Linked DNA regions of Homo sapiens: region 1 is linked to region 2. Evidence: read pairs that join two places in POLR2A ChIA-PET (ENCODE). Cell type or tissue: MCF 10A. All regions are shown on one strand. Links, peaks and the distances in the headings refer to the core of each region. The heading gives the core; the rest is flanking DNA.

Evidence for each region. ChIA-PET counts read pairs that join two places held together with the same protein. Peaks named below come from ENCODE experiments on the same cell type or tissue, not always from the same donor. Only the 100,000 strongest peaks of a DNase experiment are listed, where the experiment ranks them.
Region 1: POLR2A ChIA-PET joins it to region 2 with 12 read pairs; 3 of 35 experiments call an interaction of 5 or more read pairs at or near these places.

What each region holds. Positions count from the first base shown.
Region 1 is chr20:19,734,019-19,741,913 of GRCh38, reverse strand. No RefSeq gene overlaps it. Among named protein-coding and RNA genes, the nearest start is that of RIN2, 20 kb to the left of the region's middle. In MCF 10A, for the core only: no CTCF peak of the experiment used is centred there; DNase peaks (open chromatin) are centred at 4,663 and 6,233.
Region 2 is chr20:19,880,407-19,888,301 of GRCh38, reverse strand. All of the region lies in intron 2 of RIN2 (Ras and Rab interactor 2), which reads right to left. Among named protein-coding and RNA genes, the nearest start is that of RIN2, 130 kb to the right of the region's middle. RefSeq lists an enhancer at 2,062-2,562. In MCF 10A, for the core only: a CTCF peak has its summit at 1,485; DNase peaks (open chromatin) are centred at 2,211, 2,961 and 3,401.

The DNA.
Region 1 (7,895 bases), core at 1,868-6,867, 150 kb after region 2:
AATGTTTTCTAACTACCTTAATTGATAGAACTCTTTCTTCCTATCCTATCAGCTACGGATTTACTGTAACAGGCACATTCTGCCCTATAATCCCAATTCTGTTTTCTAGACCTTCTTTTCTAGCATCAAGGTCAAATAAATTCTCTTTTCTTGCCTTCCCTCAATTCCTCAAAATCACAACCATGCTATATTTCAGCTTGCTTCATGTTTTAACCATCATTTTCTTAGATAGCACCTCTGCTAAAGTCCCTCCCACCCTCCCTCCCTTCTTTCCTTCCTTCCTTCCTTCTCTCCTTATATTTATATTGTCAACAGAGGACATTTATCATTACACATCTTCAGAAATATCCAGCTATTTAATCACACCAACTAAGGGATTTACTTTCTCTCTGAAGACATGTTTCCAGAGAATCCTGCATTTCTGCTCCAATCTAAATTGGCTGTTGTCTATACCTGCTGGGAGCTATAACCCCAAGGCATTTTTTTCCCTCCATACTTCTGGGGGTAAATCTGTTGTTTTCTAGAATCTCAAGTCTTCCTCTTTTATTTTGTTTTCTCTCTCATTTTGTTGCAGAAAAGGCTTTCAGAGGTTGTGTATATCTGAGAATATATATTATTCATGTTCAGTGGATATTTTGGCTAACAATGACATTTTAGTTCAAAATATTTTTCCCTCTTAATTTGAAGGCATTTCTCCACTGTGCTTTACTGACTGGTGTGGATGAAGTCTAATCAATGTTAGTCTGAATCTCCTTCTCCTTATAGCTGATCTGATTTTCTTTTCCTCTGGAGACTTTTTCTTTTAAATCCCCCCAAGTTGTAAAATTCACAAGAATCTGTCTGGACTTGATCTTTCATTCATTGCTTTGTTTTATCCATCAGTATCCTCATATCTGCTTGTGTTTTCATTTAATTTACCATAGTTTCACATTTCTTGATGAGCCTCACACAGATCCCATTATTATGGATTTAATTCCTCTTGCACCTCTTTACTTTCATTCTAAGGGATTTGGGGAGGGTAGGGAGGCAAATGCATGTGATTAGTCTACCATTTTGAGCTCTACTTCTTCAGATATTTTATTTGGATATTAAAGGAAAGGATGATCCCAGAAGACTGAAGGACTCGGAGATCCTTGAATGACCTCCTGGGGAAACTTTGGCTGTCAGTGGTGACCTGAAGAAGTGACATCAGGGGGACTTCCATGCGCTTTGCCCTTAAGCAAACTATGACATCACTTTTTAATTGAATAGAAAAGAATATTCCAATATCTTCTGGGCAATTTTGATTAGTCCTGTGCTTATGTTTATGCAGAGTAGAAACTCTACAGGCAGCTTACTACCTAAACTCTACATGTCCAGTACTTCCGGAAGGCACCTGATGCTGGTCCAGGCATGCATTTGAGTTCTTCCATTTCAGTGCAATTTGTAGTTGGCACTTGAGTTGCAACCTAAACTTAAAGATGATGTTACTTATTCAAGTGTGAAGTAATAAAAAATCAATATAGGATGGTTTTGACCAGACATTGTGTTAAGTTTAAGCCCTCTGGAGGAAAGGCTCGAGTGCCATTTACCCTAGTAAGTCCTGATTGTGATCAGGAGGAATTATAGATTCCCTACAGAGAATGAGGAGCTAAGACTAGCAGGGCATCTGTGTCTCCTTTCCAGGCTGGGGCCCAGCGATGTGGGAAGACTGTGGAGCTCTCTTTCACTTAGCATGGTTTGGGGTCAGAAGAACTATGGATGAGGGGTATTGAGGCACACAGGCCTAAGACAGCACCATAGGATTGCCACACCCTCTGGGTGGCCAAAGAAACCTACATGGACCAATGAGGAAAGGCCAGAGGAAAAAAGGGCATCTCTGCAGAGTGAATAAATAATGATAACCACCAGTAGGATGCCTCCTAGGGTGTGGACTGGGGCCGCGATGGGAGAAATGGAATTGACTGATACTTAGTATTCTCCATGGGTCTCCTATGTGGGTAGGTCCAACACACTTGTGTTTTGGAGAATCATACTCTGGTCTCCAAAACCATGGCTCACTGGGCAAATGAATGCTGAGAACAATGGCTTGCTCAAGCTAGAAACTCCCTTGGGGGAACATTTGATGCCCACACAGCAGAGTGGGAAATGGGCCACTGTCTGCCCCAGTTCCCACATGCTTTGTGTCCCTACTCACCTTCCAGATGTCCAAAGGCTGGAACCATGATCGTCCCATCCATCCGGAGGGTGTCTGCCCCTGTCTCACCCCAGCTCCAGCTCCTTCCAAAGGATCCCGGTCCTCCTTGGAGCTGATGTTTCCTAGAGAGAGCCCGCTCCCCTATCTGCCTCTGGCCTGTGCCCTTGGCTATCCTATGTAAGAGCGCATGGCAGCAGAAGCTGCAGAAGCTTTCATCTCTCTTGTGCTTCCCATCCCCACTAGACGGCATCCCTGCCGCCTGGTCTCAGCCCCATCCCCCAAACCCGTGGCCAGCCTCAGCCTTTGGCAGAATCACAGAGGGATCTGATCCCATCCTGGGGGTTGGAGGGCGTATGTGTGTGTAACGCTGGGCAGTGGTTTTGTGGTCCTGGCATCTCCAGGTGCTACCTAATATGGATCTCCCACGGAAATGCTTTTTCAGTGGTAGCAAAAGCAGAGAGTTCTGTTTGTCCTGTTTATAGCATGGCCCCACCCTGGAAATAGACACAGAGGGCTTAAACAGGATTGTAAAATATTCTCACCTTTATCGATAGTCATAACTCTTTCTTGTAAGTAGTTCAGCTCAAATTACAAAGACTTGGTGCATCCATCAACTTGGGATGGTTTCAGGTTAGGATCTGAATCACCACTGTGCTCATTTCCCAGGGCTGCTGTCACAAATTACCACAAATCTGATGGCTTAAAACAACAGAGCCATTTTCACTTACAGCTCTGGAGGCCAGAAGTCCGTAATCAGTCCGGGTTGTTTTCTTCTTGGGGCTCACGGGGAGGACCTGTTCCATTCTCTCCTAGCTTCCGGCGATGGCTGGCAGTCCTTGGCATTCCTCGGCTTGTGGCAGCATCACTCCACTCTCGGCCTCCGAGGTCACCTGGCGTTCTCTCTCTGTGTCTGTGGCCACATTTCCCTCTTCTTTTTATTATTTACTTCTATTTATTTATTTATTTATTTTGAGACGGAGTTTTGCTCTTGTTGCCCAGGCTGGAGTGCAATGGTGCGATCTTAACTCAGTGCAACCTCTGCCTCCCAGGTTCAAGCACTCCTCCTGCCTCAGCCCCTCGAGTAGCTGGGATTACAGGCATACGCCACCAGGCCTGGCTAATTTTTGCATTTTTAGTAGAGACGGGGTTTCACCATGTTGGCCAGGCTGGTCTTGAACTTCTGACCTCAGCTGATCCACCCGCCCCAGCCTCTCAAAATGCTGGGATTACAGGCGTGAGCCACCGTGCCCGGCCCATGTTTCCCTCTTCTTGAAGGGGCACCAGTCATTGGATTAGCGCTTACCCCAATCCCCTATGACCTCATCTTAACTTGATCATATTTGCAAAGTCCCTATTTCCAAAGAAGGTCACATTCACAGGTTCTGAGGGATGGGACTTTAACATAAATTTTTTTTGGAGGGGGGACAATTCAACCCAGAATAGTTATCAAAGTAAATTAAAAGATAATTAAACACTAAAATGTGATACATATTATTATTCTTTCAGCAACAGTGTTGTGAAATTTTCTTAGGCTCACAAATAGCCACTTTTTAAAATACACAAACACTGGTTTAAAAATACTCAGATTACTGAAAAATGGAAAAGTAAGTGCTTTCACCTCTCTTAAACTACTAATTAGTGCATGCAAGAAGAAAAAGAGTCATAAAGGCAAATACTCCTCTATAATAAGTGGCAAAACAAATATAGAGAAATCAGGTTCATATAAGCATGAAACAAATCAGTTTATATCTCTTTAAAAAGAATAACCAAAGTTTGTCTTTGCTGCATCTGCTTTAAAGGTAAAAAATTTCATTAAGAAGAGAGATAATATTTGAAGATAACTTTTATTTTCAAAATTCTTTAATTTCTTTCTTTTTTAAACTGTAGAGTCCCAAAGAACAGAAATGGACAATACAGCATGTGGGTTTTTTTTTTTCAATTTTACACTGTTTTGTATATGTATGACACTTAGAGAAACATCAGAGAACTTTTAATTCTACTGATAAATGAAACAGAAAACTTTTAATTCAGCACAGGAAAACATTCCTGCTTCAGCCTGACCTATTTGCAGAACACACTCAGCTCATTTTTCCTGTATACTTTCCTGCAGCTTTGAGTGAAATGTAGCACCAAGGAGAAAGAAGAAAGGCATGTTTAGATGAAAGGAATTTAGCTGCCTGCATTGTTTCTTTGAATTAATATCTTACCCTGTACATAAGTATACAGTATAAGGCTGATACTTTGAAGTATAGGATTTCAAAAGGGGACATTTTAGGAAGGACAAAGGCTTTTAACGAAATTTCCAGGAAACTAAAGGCATTTCAGGCCTGCTTAGCTGAAGCACTTGTGAACATGCATGTATGACGAATGATTTCAATTGAAACCAGCACGAGTTTCACACAATTACCCAACACTTGGAAATAAAGACAAGAGAGGGTTAAGGTTAGGGTTAAGGTTAGTTTCTCCTTTCAGTGGCATACTGAAACATTGCTCAACAGACGCACCCAAGGATTGTTGTGTGAACTAAGGGAGTGCACCTCTGACTCACTCTTTACTGTTGATGGAGGACTCACACTTTATGAAGTTACACTTCAACATGTGTATCTTGTCTGGGAAAGGCAAATCATTTGAATCAGGTAATGAAGACTGCGAGAGGTTATGAGTGTGGTTGCATTGGAGCTCATTCATTAGTCTCAAATCTAGCACTCTTCACAGTCTTTGTATATACCTATACATCCTGATGTCCTCAACATGCTTTTTGAGCTACATTTACCATCTTACTGATTAATGTGTTAATAAGCTAATAAATCTAAACCTACACTCATTTTAGTTTTCCATGAGAGTAGTCTTGGAAAGATTTTTGAGCATTGTGCTTTCACACAATTTTGGACTTTTTATCTGTATCCTTGTTTTGGTGGTGGACTATAAGAGGTTATGCTATTTTTTATTTCTTGCTAGTTTCTTTTTTTAGAGATAGGGTCTCACACTGTCACCCAGGCTGGAATGCAGTGGTACGATCATAGCTCACTGCAACCTCGAACTCCTGAGCATAAGTGATCCTTCTGCCTGAGCCTCCCAAGTAGCCAGAACTACACTACAGGTGCATGCCACCATGGCTGGCTAATTTTTAAATTTTCTGTAGAGATAGGGTCTTGCTATGTTGCCCAGGCTGGTCTCCAAAGCCTGGCCTCAAATAATCCTCTGGCTTTGACCTTCCAAAGCACTGGGATTACAAAGGTGAAAAACCGTACCCAACATATAAAAGGTTATTAAGGCCGAGCACGGTGGCTCACTCCTATAATTCCAGAACTTTGGGAGGCTGAGGTGGGCAGATCACTAGAGGTCAAGAGTTCGAGACCATCCTGGCCAACATGGTGAAACCCTGTCTCTACTAAAAATACAAAAATTAGCCGAGCATGGTGGCGCGTGCCTGTAGTCCCAGTTACTCAGGAGGCTGAGGCAGGAGAATCGCTTGAACCCAGGAGGCAGAGCTTGCAGTGAGCCGAGATCGAGCCACTGCACTCCAGCCTGGCGACAGAGCAAGACTCCATCTCAAAAAAAAAAAAAAAAGTTATTAATAAAAGCACCAAGGGTGTGTTTTCTTGTGTCAGGCTCTTGTTAGTCCTGGGAAGAGGCCACAGACCAAAACTCCTCACTGCCCTGTCGTTATCTGTATGTAGAATAAAATGAAATGCCAGAATAAAATGCCTCATTTGGTTTCATCTGGATTTTTTTTTGCAAATGAAATTCTGTAATGATGGCCTGAGCAGATGTGAAAGGGGCATTTAGAACCAATTCCCAGTTGTTTTGTTTTATATTTGGATTGGGGTGCAAAATGGGCAAGAGAGAGTTGGGCTGTAGTAAAGGCAACACGAGGTCCCAAGGAAAGGAAAATTTAACCTGAAGGAAAATTCAGGGACTGTGTGAACTAAAATCCAAAATTTGTCATGCAGAGAGCTGTGATTAATTTCTTTCACAAGCTGCAGAAGAACAGATTTCCATTCTCGCTCACACAATTGAACTTGGTAATGCCTACACAACAGATGACTACTGCTACTCCCCTGGGCAAAGAAATTATCCCCGCCTCTGGTGCCCTGTGGGCTGAGTCATCTGCTCCTCCACTTCCTGGCTGTGTTTGCTCCTGGCGTCAAATCTTGCTGCTATCCAGCTGGGTTCCAATGATTATTTCAAAATTAACAGCCTAATGTCGTCCCGATGGGACCCGTCCCCACACTTATTACAAAAAATTGCTGTTACATAAACCACTTTTTTCCTTGTCCTATTTTCTGCCCCCTTTTTTAAATGTGTTGAGTTTCTTGGTTGAGGTTTTTTTTTGTTTTTTGTCCCCCATTCCCTTAGCCCCTTATCTTGCAAGTAAAGCACAGTGTCGCAGGGCTACAGGCCTGTTTTGTTTGTCAGTACAGCTTAGGAACTTTCTATACTAGCAAGATATCTGATGTGAGTCCCCTTCTAAAGAAACAACTGGAATGAATTTGAAAATCAAGTAGGAAACACCTTGAGTTAAATCTTTATCTTTTAATTGAGCTCTCTAGTTTCTCCTCTGCCCCATCAAAACAAAGGCTTATTGGAACTAAAAGATGACCCTTTTGCCCTTTAAACTGTACCAATCTATCCCCAGTTTCAAATGTGTTGCTCTCCATAACTCTTGTCTGTCCACATTTGGCAAGTCTTGTAATACACACGGATACCCTTGACTTAATATAGAGTGACCTCCTGGACAAGGCTTCTGTGCAACCTGCTTCTTGTCTTCTGAAGAGCAGAGCAGAGAGCTACTGGCAGCTCATCTCACACTTGACTATTCACAGAAATCACCTGGGGATCTTGTTAAAATGCAGGCTCTAGTTCAGGAGGTCTGGATGGGGCCTGAGAGTCTGCATTTCTAACAAGTTCCCCAGTGATGCTGTTGCTCATGCTGCTGGCTCTGGGACTATCCTTTGAGAACCGTTGCTCTGAAGCATCCCGTCTGTTTCAGGGCAGACGGCCTCATGACCTTTGCCAAAGGCAGAAGCAATGTTCTCTCTACACCATGGAAGAAACTCTAGGGCCTTTGTTGGCCAAGTCGGCCCCTCAGTACGCTCTGTCTGCTCTGCTCAATATTGGAGCCCCTAATCACATATGGTTCTTTAAATGCAGATTTAAATTAAAGATAAACAAGGTTAAACATTTTGTTCCTCAGTTGCATGAGCCACACTGCAAGTGCTCAACGGCAACAGGCCTCTGGTGGCTACTGTACTGAGCAGCAGAGGTAAAGAACATTTCCATCATCATGGGAAGTCCTGCTGGACAGTGCTGTCCTCCAGGAACTCCAAAAATCATTTCTCTCTCTCTCTCTCTCTCATCAAAGCTGCCGGGTTAAGGCCCACTCACACTGGGTAGCAAAGGCCTGCAGGACACAGGGCTTTCCTTTAGGAATCTGCACAATGAAAGATCGCAAATGGTATGATTATGCTTCCTTAAACCAGTGGTTCTGAACCATGGATACATGTCAGAAATACCTGGGAGTCCCAAACAAAATCTGAGGTCCTGGGGTGTGTCAGACACCAGAGAACCCAAATCGGGATGGGGTGGGGGTTGGCGGCTGGGCCTTGGGATTCTTAAATGCATCCTAGGTGGTTCTAATGTGGACCCAAGGTGAGGAATCACTGCTTCCACCTGAATTTAGTGCCGTGCCCTGCACTGACGCACGGTGTGAGAAGGG
Region 2 (7,895 bases), core at 889-5,888:
CCTGCTTGCACTCACAGTGAGTTGTGATGATCTGTGCACGGAATCCCATCTAGAAAACAATAGTGACACAGAGCATCCCACCCCTCCTTCCAGAACCATCGTCTCTTTGTGTCAGTGCTCCGTGCTGTGGCCACTTTAAAGATTTGACGGGGTCTTCCCTGTGTTTCTTTCCACTTGTGATCCTGCTGGGATGAAGGCCAATGTTCCAGAAACCTCCTGAGAAGGCAGTGTGCAATTTTGCTGACTCTAGAAGTTCAGGTTCTGGGGTTCATCACTCATTAGCAAAAGGCCACAGGTTGGAGCAACTCCAGAAAGAAATCACAGTGCCATGCTCAGAACTAGGGACGGAATGGGAGCCACACTGTCACCTTGGGGAGCAAACCATGACCTGTTTAGACCCAGAAGCACACAAATAAAAAAGCATACCCTGTTTTAAACCAGGCCTAATGTCTGGAATTCTTTTTATTTCAGACATTTCTTCGGCAGGGGATTTGATGTCACCTGGCAGTTCAGGAATTGCTAAACGAGAGCCAAGACTTCATTCCTCATCCAGACTTAAGTTCCTTTGTTCTGTTCTGAAGTTTTCCATATACAAACTCTTTCTGATGAGCCAGGGCAGACAGGGAATTTTGCCTACAGCATTGGAGCAGTTTAGGTTCCAGAAATGTACTAGTTTATTTTAATTAGCTGCCTGAAAACTTCATGTGTACCCTTTAACCTCCAGCAGTCCTCAATTCACCATCCAGTTTGAATTCTGCTCAGGGCAGGCAGATCCATCACATTTCAAAAGATGCAGGTGGCATCTCTCCTTCATAAGCTGCTCCAAGAGGGAAATGAGAGCAGGTGACAGGAACACACTGCCAGGTGCAGCAGCAGGTACATCCCATGGGATTAAATGCTGGTGGCCATCCAATAGTTCAAGCAGACAGTACATAGCTTATTATTATTTTAAAAAATAAAGTCCTTGGCCAGAAAAACAAAGTTCTTGGTCTGTGCAGTGGCTCATGACCAGCATTTTGGGAAGCCAAGGCAGGAGAATCACTTGAATCCAGCAGTTTGAGACTAGTCTGGGCAACATAGCGAGACCCTGTCTCTAAAAAAAATTAAAAAAAAAAAAAATAGATGGGCATGGTGGCATGCTCCTGTAGTCCCAGCTACTCAGGAGGGAGGATCACTTGAGCCCAGGAGATTGAGGCTGCAGTGAGCCATGATCGCACCACTGCACTTTGGCCTGAGCGACAGAGTAACACTCTGTCTCGAAAGAAAAAAAAAAAAGTTCTTCAGGGCCCCAAAAGAGTTCTGGTTTAAGATCTTTCTGTAGTAGCTATAGTTAGCTATAGTTTTCTTCCCCAAACCATAACCTTAGACACCTTGACTCAATATTGACAGCAATTTAATACCATTTAAAACGATAACTTCTCTTCACCTGCGCTTCCCCATGCCTCCCCACAGATGTCACCCCAGCAGCTTCATCCTAAAACCATCCCAGTAACAGGCTAGACTAAGAAACAAAAAGGGTACCGTAGTTTGAGAGGCTGTGAAATTCCTCCAGACTTGTACCGGTTGGAAGCTTGTTCTTTTCCTGGCTTCCCTGAAGGGTAAAGTGGATTCTTGAGAAAATGAGTCCAACATGTCCAGTAGATGTTTCCAGATACTAGCTAAAAGCTAGCAAAAAAAAAAAAAAAAAAAGAAGAAGAAGAAGAAGAAGGCAGCCCTCATAGGACTAAGGACACTGCAAACATTTGGGAGCTGCCAAGCCCTTTCAACAACACCACTGAAAGAATGTAAACGGAGCTGGTCGCGTTGGTCGGCGCTAATGGACAAAGGCAGGAAGTGACTATTCCTCATTCTCCTAGAGACACCAGCCTCTGTCACTTTATAGTAAACTCAGTGGTGGCTTTCCGTGTGGCCCCAAGAGCGACTGCTGTGGTAAAGCAAAGTCTGTCCTTAAAAAGCAGAAAGGATTCCTGCGTCCCCTGGCTGGGCTCCAGGCTGCACTGCCTGCCTGCTATGTGAGACCGCTGGAGGCTGGCTCCCCAACCCATTCTACTGACAGCCACTGAGGCCAGGAGCTGAGGCTGCCACCTGGACCCTGGCTGTGGGCTGGCTGACTGGGGTTGAAACACAGAGTCCCCGATTTCCATTTCACTGATCAATGGAACTGGGTTGAGTCACTGGCATTTTCCCAGCTTTTGCTGCGCCGGGCCACAGGCCAGATCTTGGCAAGATACAGAGCTTGAGAAGGATTAAGGACAGGCCTGTTCCCTCCTCTGCCCTCCCCCGTCGCCTATTCCCCGCCCACCTCTACTGTCCCTTCCCCACCCTTCCCATCCCCTCCGCTCCTCTCCTCTTCTCTTAATTTCTTTAGTCCAACGTAACCTTCCTATTTTGGGGGAAGGATTTTATTTTATTAATTGACCAGTAAAAATTGTATATATTTATGGTATACAACATGACATCTTGATATATATAGGTATACATATTGCAGAATGGCTAAGTGAAGCTAATTAACATATGCATTACCTCATATGCTTTTTTTTGTTCTGAGTGCACTTGTGCACTTACAATCTCCTGTCTTCGAAAATTTTCTTTTCTTTTCGTTTTTTTTTTTGTTTGTTTGCTTGTATTTCTTTTTCGAGACAGGGTCTTACTTTGTCACCCAGGCTGCAGTGCAGTGGCACCATCTCAGCTCACTTTAGCTTCCGCCTCCAGGGTTCAAGTGATTCTCCTGCCTCAGCCTGCAAGTAGCCAGGATTACAGGCGTGCACCATCATGCCTGGCTAATTTTTGTATTTTTTGGTAGATGTGGGGTTTTACCATGTTGGCCAGGCTGGTCTTGAACTCCTGACCTCAAGTGATCCACCTGCCTCGGCCTCCCAAAGTGCTGGGATTACAGGCATGAGCCACCGCTCCCGGCCGCAATTTTCAAATACGCAATACATTGGTATTAACTACAGTCACCGTGTTGCACAATACGGCTCTTGGACTTTTTCCTCCTTCTGAACTGAAAGTTTGTATCCTTTGACCAACATCGGCCCAATCTCTTCTCCTCTTGCCCCCACCCCAGCTTCCTATTTTATGCTATTTTATTTACTTTAGGTCACAAGTGCAAACCCACAAAAGAAGCAGCAAAAGCAATTATATTGGATTCCACTACTCACAGTTCTGACTTAATAGACACTTAGTGTACTCAAGTCCTGGATTCTCATCTCCGTGCTGCATGAGGTTGGCTACAGAAGCTTTCTAATCACAACCTTCAGTTTTTCTTTCTAGCCGTTAAATGAGGCCGGGCAGCACGGACTTCAGTCTCAGTAAACAAGACCTCGTTATTGTAATTATTTTACAGCCAAATTGACTGAAATAGGAAAAAGTGACTCACCCTAGAGGACCTGTCAGGTCAAGTCCGAATCTAAGAAATGCATCTCACTTTTTTTGCCTGGTCGCTTAACCAGCTCCCAGGGAGACAGGTCATCTCTCCTTTTAATGCTTTTTGTTTTTTTCTAAGAGAGGTAGGAGGAAATGGAGGTGGCTCTGTGTCTGGGTCCAGGGAAGTTCTCTGAATATTTCCATAATTATCTTTGTATTACTCAATATTTTACACGTTGGACAGACAAATGTTATTCCAGGATCAGACTTGACAATTCGAACTATGTGAATTGAAAGAAATTTTTAAAGTGTCTTGGATCACTGTTTGACACAGGTTTTCCCTCACCCAACAGTCATTTTAAAAAAAAATTTTAAGTTTGAAGGTCATGAAAACTTTCCATTGAAAAGACAAGCTAATTTACGAGAAAGAAAGAAGTCATATGGAAAGAACTGTATTCCCAGCCCCCTTACTCAACAACAGTGTTTTAATTTTAATTTTAATTATTGTTTTTGAGACAGGGTCTCGCTCTGTTGCCCAGGCTGGAGTGCATTGCTGCAGTCACGGCTCACTGCCCCTCAACCTCCTGGGCTCAAGTGATTCTCCCACCTCAGCCTCCCGAATAGCTGAGACTACCAGTGTGTGCTACCACATTCAACTCATCTTTTTATTTTTATTTTGTAGAGACCAGGTCTCCCTCCCTATGTTGCCCAGGCTGGTCTCAAACTCCTGGCCTCAAGCAATCCTCCCGCCTTGGCTTCCCAAAGTGCTGGGATTACAGGCGTAAACCACCACGCCTGGTCCTAATCCTATTTAAAAACTCTTGTTGGCCAGGTGCTGTGGCTCATGCCCGTATGCCTATAATCCCAAGCACTTTAGGAGGCCAAGGCAGAAGGAATGCTTGAGGCCAGGAGTTTGAGACCAGCCTGGACAATATAGTGAAACCCTATCTTTCACATAAAAAAATTAAAAAGTATTTTAAAAATGTAATTAGGAACAATGTCCAGTGCCTCAATTTTTCTAAGAGTAACCTTTTTTTTTTTTTTTTAACAAGGTGGTGTGAGGTGCGGTGGTTAAAACTCCTTTCTACCACTTACAGGACTGGCCTGTAAATGGGGTTAATTCTGGTGGAAGTCCATCCCTTCTTTCCTTGGAAAACTGGTTCACAGACTCATAGAAACTCTCACCTTGTCCACACCACAGAAGCCCTGCTGGTGCCCATGTAGTTACTGGCCATGTGACCACCCGAGGGCAACAGGTGGGCTCCTCTGCTGGTTAGAAAGTCCTCCTTTTCTGACTGGACATGGTGGCTCATGCCTGTAATCCCAGCACTTTGGGACGCTGAGGTGGGAGGATCACTTGAGGTCAGGAGTTCAAGATCAGCCCAGGCAACATAGGGAGACCCTGTCTCTACAAATAATAACAAAAACATGAGCCAGGCATGGTGGTGAGTGCCTAGGGTCCCAGCTACTTGGGAAGATGAGGCAGGAGGATTGCCTGAGCCCAGGAGGTCAAAGGTGCTGGGAGCCATTATCGCTCCGCTGCACTCCAGCCTGGGTAACAGAGAGAGACCAGGTCTAAAAAAAAAAAAAAAAAAAAAGTCCTCTCTTTCTGGAGTAGGAAGCTTCTCTCACCTCCTATCCAATGCCCTCATTTTCCCCCTTGGGCCATTTAAGAATTAGCCTCCTGAGGCATCCCTCTTCGCCACCCCTGCAGGCATCCCTTATTCCTCTCTTGACTGATGGCTTCTCCTGCACCGGTGGCCCAGGCCTCAGGGCTGATGGACTCAACTCACTTGGAATATGATTGAGCAGGGAAAGAGGGGTGGCTTCCCCTTGGCTACCCGCAAGGTCATTGAAAAGTCTGCATACAGTTGACCCTTGAACAATGGATGGGGTAAGGGTTCTGAGCCGTCAAAAATCTGAGTACAACTTTTAACTCCCCCAAAACTTAGCTACAAATAGCCTACTATTGATCAGAAGCCTTACTGATAACATAAGCAGCCAATTAACCCGTATGTTATGCATTCATAAGATACCTAGCATTGTCTTAATTTTTTTCAGTATTTCTAGGCTACACAACTTGTGCGTTTTTTTCAAATTGTTGCAAATCTCCCCCAGAATTTTCCAATATGTTTATTGAAAAAAACCCGTGTATACATGGACTAGTGCAGTTTGAAAACCTGTTTTGTTCAAGGGTCAACAATATTTCCAAACCTCCTCACTCGAAAAGCTCCATGTGATCAGTGGTCACACAACATATGTGTGCAGTAACTTCATGCAATACAGTGCAGAGGTGTCATAAGCCACCTCAGCCCGTAATCCACAGAATCCCATGGACAAAGAAGCCACACACACTGGGACTTCCTCAGGGTCTACTCATCAACCTGTTAGCAGTTGAGTTTAGAGCTTTCTTTTCCAAGGCTCTCTGTCCATGATGGTAAAAGAGTCTATGTAGGTGATTATTTTTCATTAGAGGTTGTAATCTGGCAGCTTTGGATTTTGTGTGTGGTATGACAGTTTTTTCATATAGCTATTCATTTAATTTTAATTTTATAGAAAATAGTTTTAGGGATGAATACTTTCCTTGTAAACTTTGTAAAAGAGACATGATTGATCAAAAAGATTTTTGTCTTCGTGAAACTTTACTGTTTAAGATTCCTGCTCTGTGAGGTGTTGGCTGTTTTCATTATTTCTATGAAGTTCCAAATTCCCTGGGTTACATTTGGAATGTCCGAATTTTGTAAGACTGATGCTTCCGTCACTTGTTCCATCATAACAAGTGTGACTGGGTGTAGTTAGTGACAGCTGTCATCAGGTTTTCTTCTACCAGTATCATTTTTCTCAGACCAAGTTTTTTTCACTTTCCAAAATTACAAGCAAGATAAAATTCATCAATTTATGTTTGGATCTATCACAAATTCTGTTGAGTGCATCTTCACCCATTTCATTCTGAAATGGCTACAATACCAGTGATTTTGTAATTCTTAGACAGTCAATAATGAAAGTAGAAGCAATTCCACAGAAACTCTAGGAATATTCTTTGGCCCAGCAATGGAGTATTGAAATTCTAAACACAATACTCTTTATTCTTACAATGTTTTTTGTTTTGTTTACTAACAGCCTATGTCATTAGTGGAGTAAAGAACATAAACAAAGTCCACAGGGTTACATGAAAATGTCCTGAGTCTATTAGCCAGGTGTGGTGGTGCATGCCTGTAATTCCAGCTGCTACTCAGGAGGCTAAAGAGGGAGGATCTCTTGAGTCCAGGAGATTGAGGCTGTGGTGAGCTCTGATTGCAGCACTGCACTCCAGACTGGGTGACTCTGTGAGGGGCTCTGTCTCTTTTAAAAAATAAATAAATAAAATACAATGTTTTGGGTCGAAATGTCATGACAACCAGTGCTATGAAGGAAAAAGAGAGGAACATCATCCCTATATAATAAATTAGCCTCTAGGATACATCTTGCCTGGAATCTCATGTACTAATTTGCTTCTTTTCCTTCATTTTGACCATGTATATGCTGATGTCTTTCCAAACTTTCCCCTTCACCATCAGGGTGTTTACCCTTCCCTTTAGTTAGTGATGCGCAGGGAAATGTTTAACAACTGGCTTTCTGGGAAATAAAAGCCCCGGGTTTTAGCATTTGCCTATTTTGTGGTGTAAATACTCCCATCATGGCTGGTTTCAAGCTACCAGTGTGACATCAACAGACTTGGAAAGTTCATGAAATTTTAACAATCAGCTCTAGTGAGCAGGGAGAACCAATTCCAGGTCACCACTATATTTAATTCACTAATTCTAAACCACAAGGTCTCTGAAGAGGTGGCTTTTATTTGATTCTTCATACACTTAAGTAATAAAAGATAGCAAAAGTAAGAAACTAGATCTCTAGACTGAAACCAGTGCTTTATCCATGAAACCACATTATTTGTCACTAGTAGGACACGAAATATTTCTGGCTCTCATCTTAACCAAGTAAAATGCTGCCATCGGGAATAGTTAAAGGAAGCCATATGTTCGGTCTGTTATTTTAGACTTAGTGGGTTCCATTTCTATGGAGGTTGAAGAGAGAAGAAGAAAAGATCTTCCTTTATGGAACCAGACATTAGAGATCTCATCTGCTTGTTCACAGTGGTGTCTTTAATACCTTACGTGCTGCCTGGTACGTATGTGCTCAGTAAATGTTTGCCGAATGAGTAAGTGCATAGGATTTTACAAGGAAGTCATCTAGGCTAAAGAGAAGGGTTTTTAAAGAATGACTTTCTCGGCTAGGTGCAGCAGCTCACATCTATAATCTCAGCATTTTGGGAGGCCAAGGCAGAAGGATCTCTTGAGCCCAGCAGCACAGCAAAACCTCATCTCTACAGAAAATTAGCTGGGCATGGTGGCATGTATCTGTGGTCCCAGCCACTCAGGAGGATGATGTGGAAGAATCGCTTGAGCCTGGAAGGTCAAGGCTGCATTAATCATGCAACTGCACTCCTGCTTGGGTAACAGAGTGAGACGCTGTCTCAGAAAAAAAAAAAA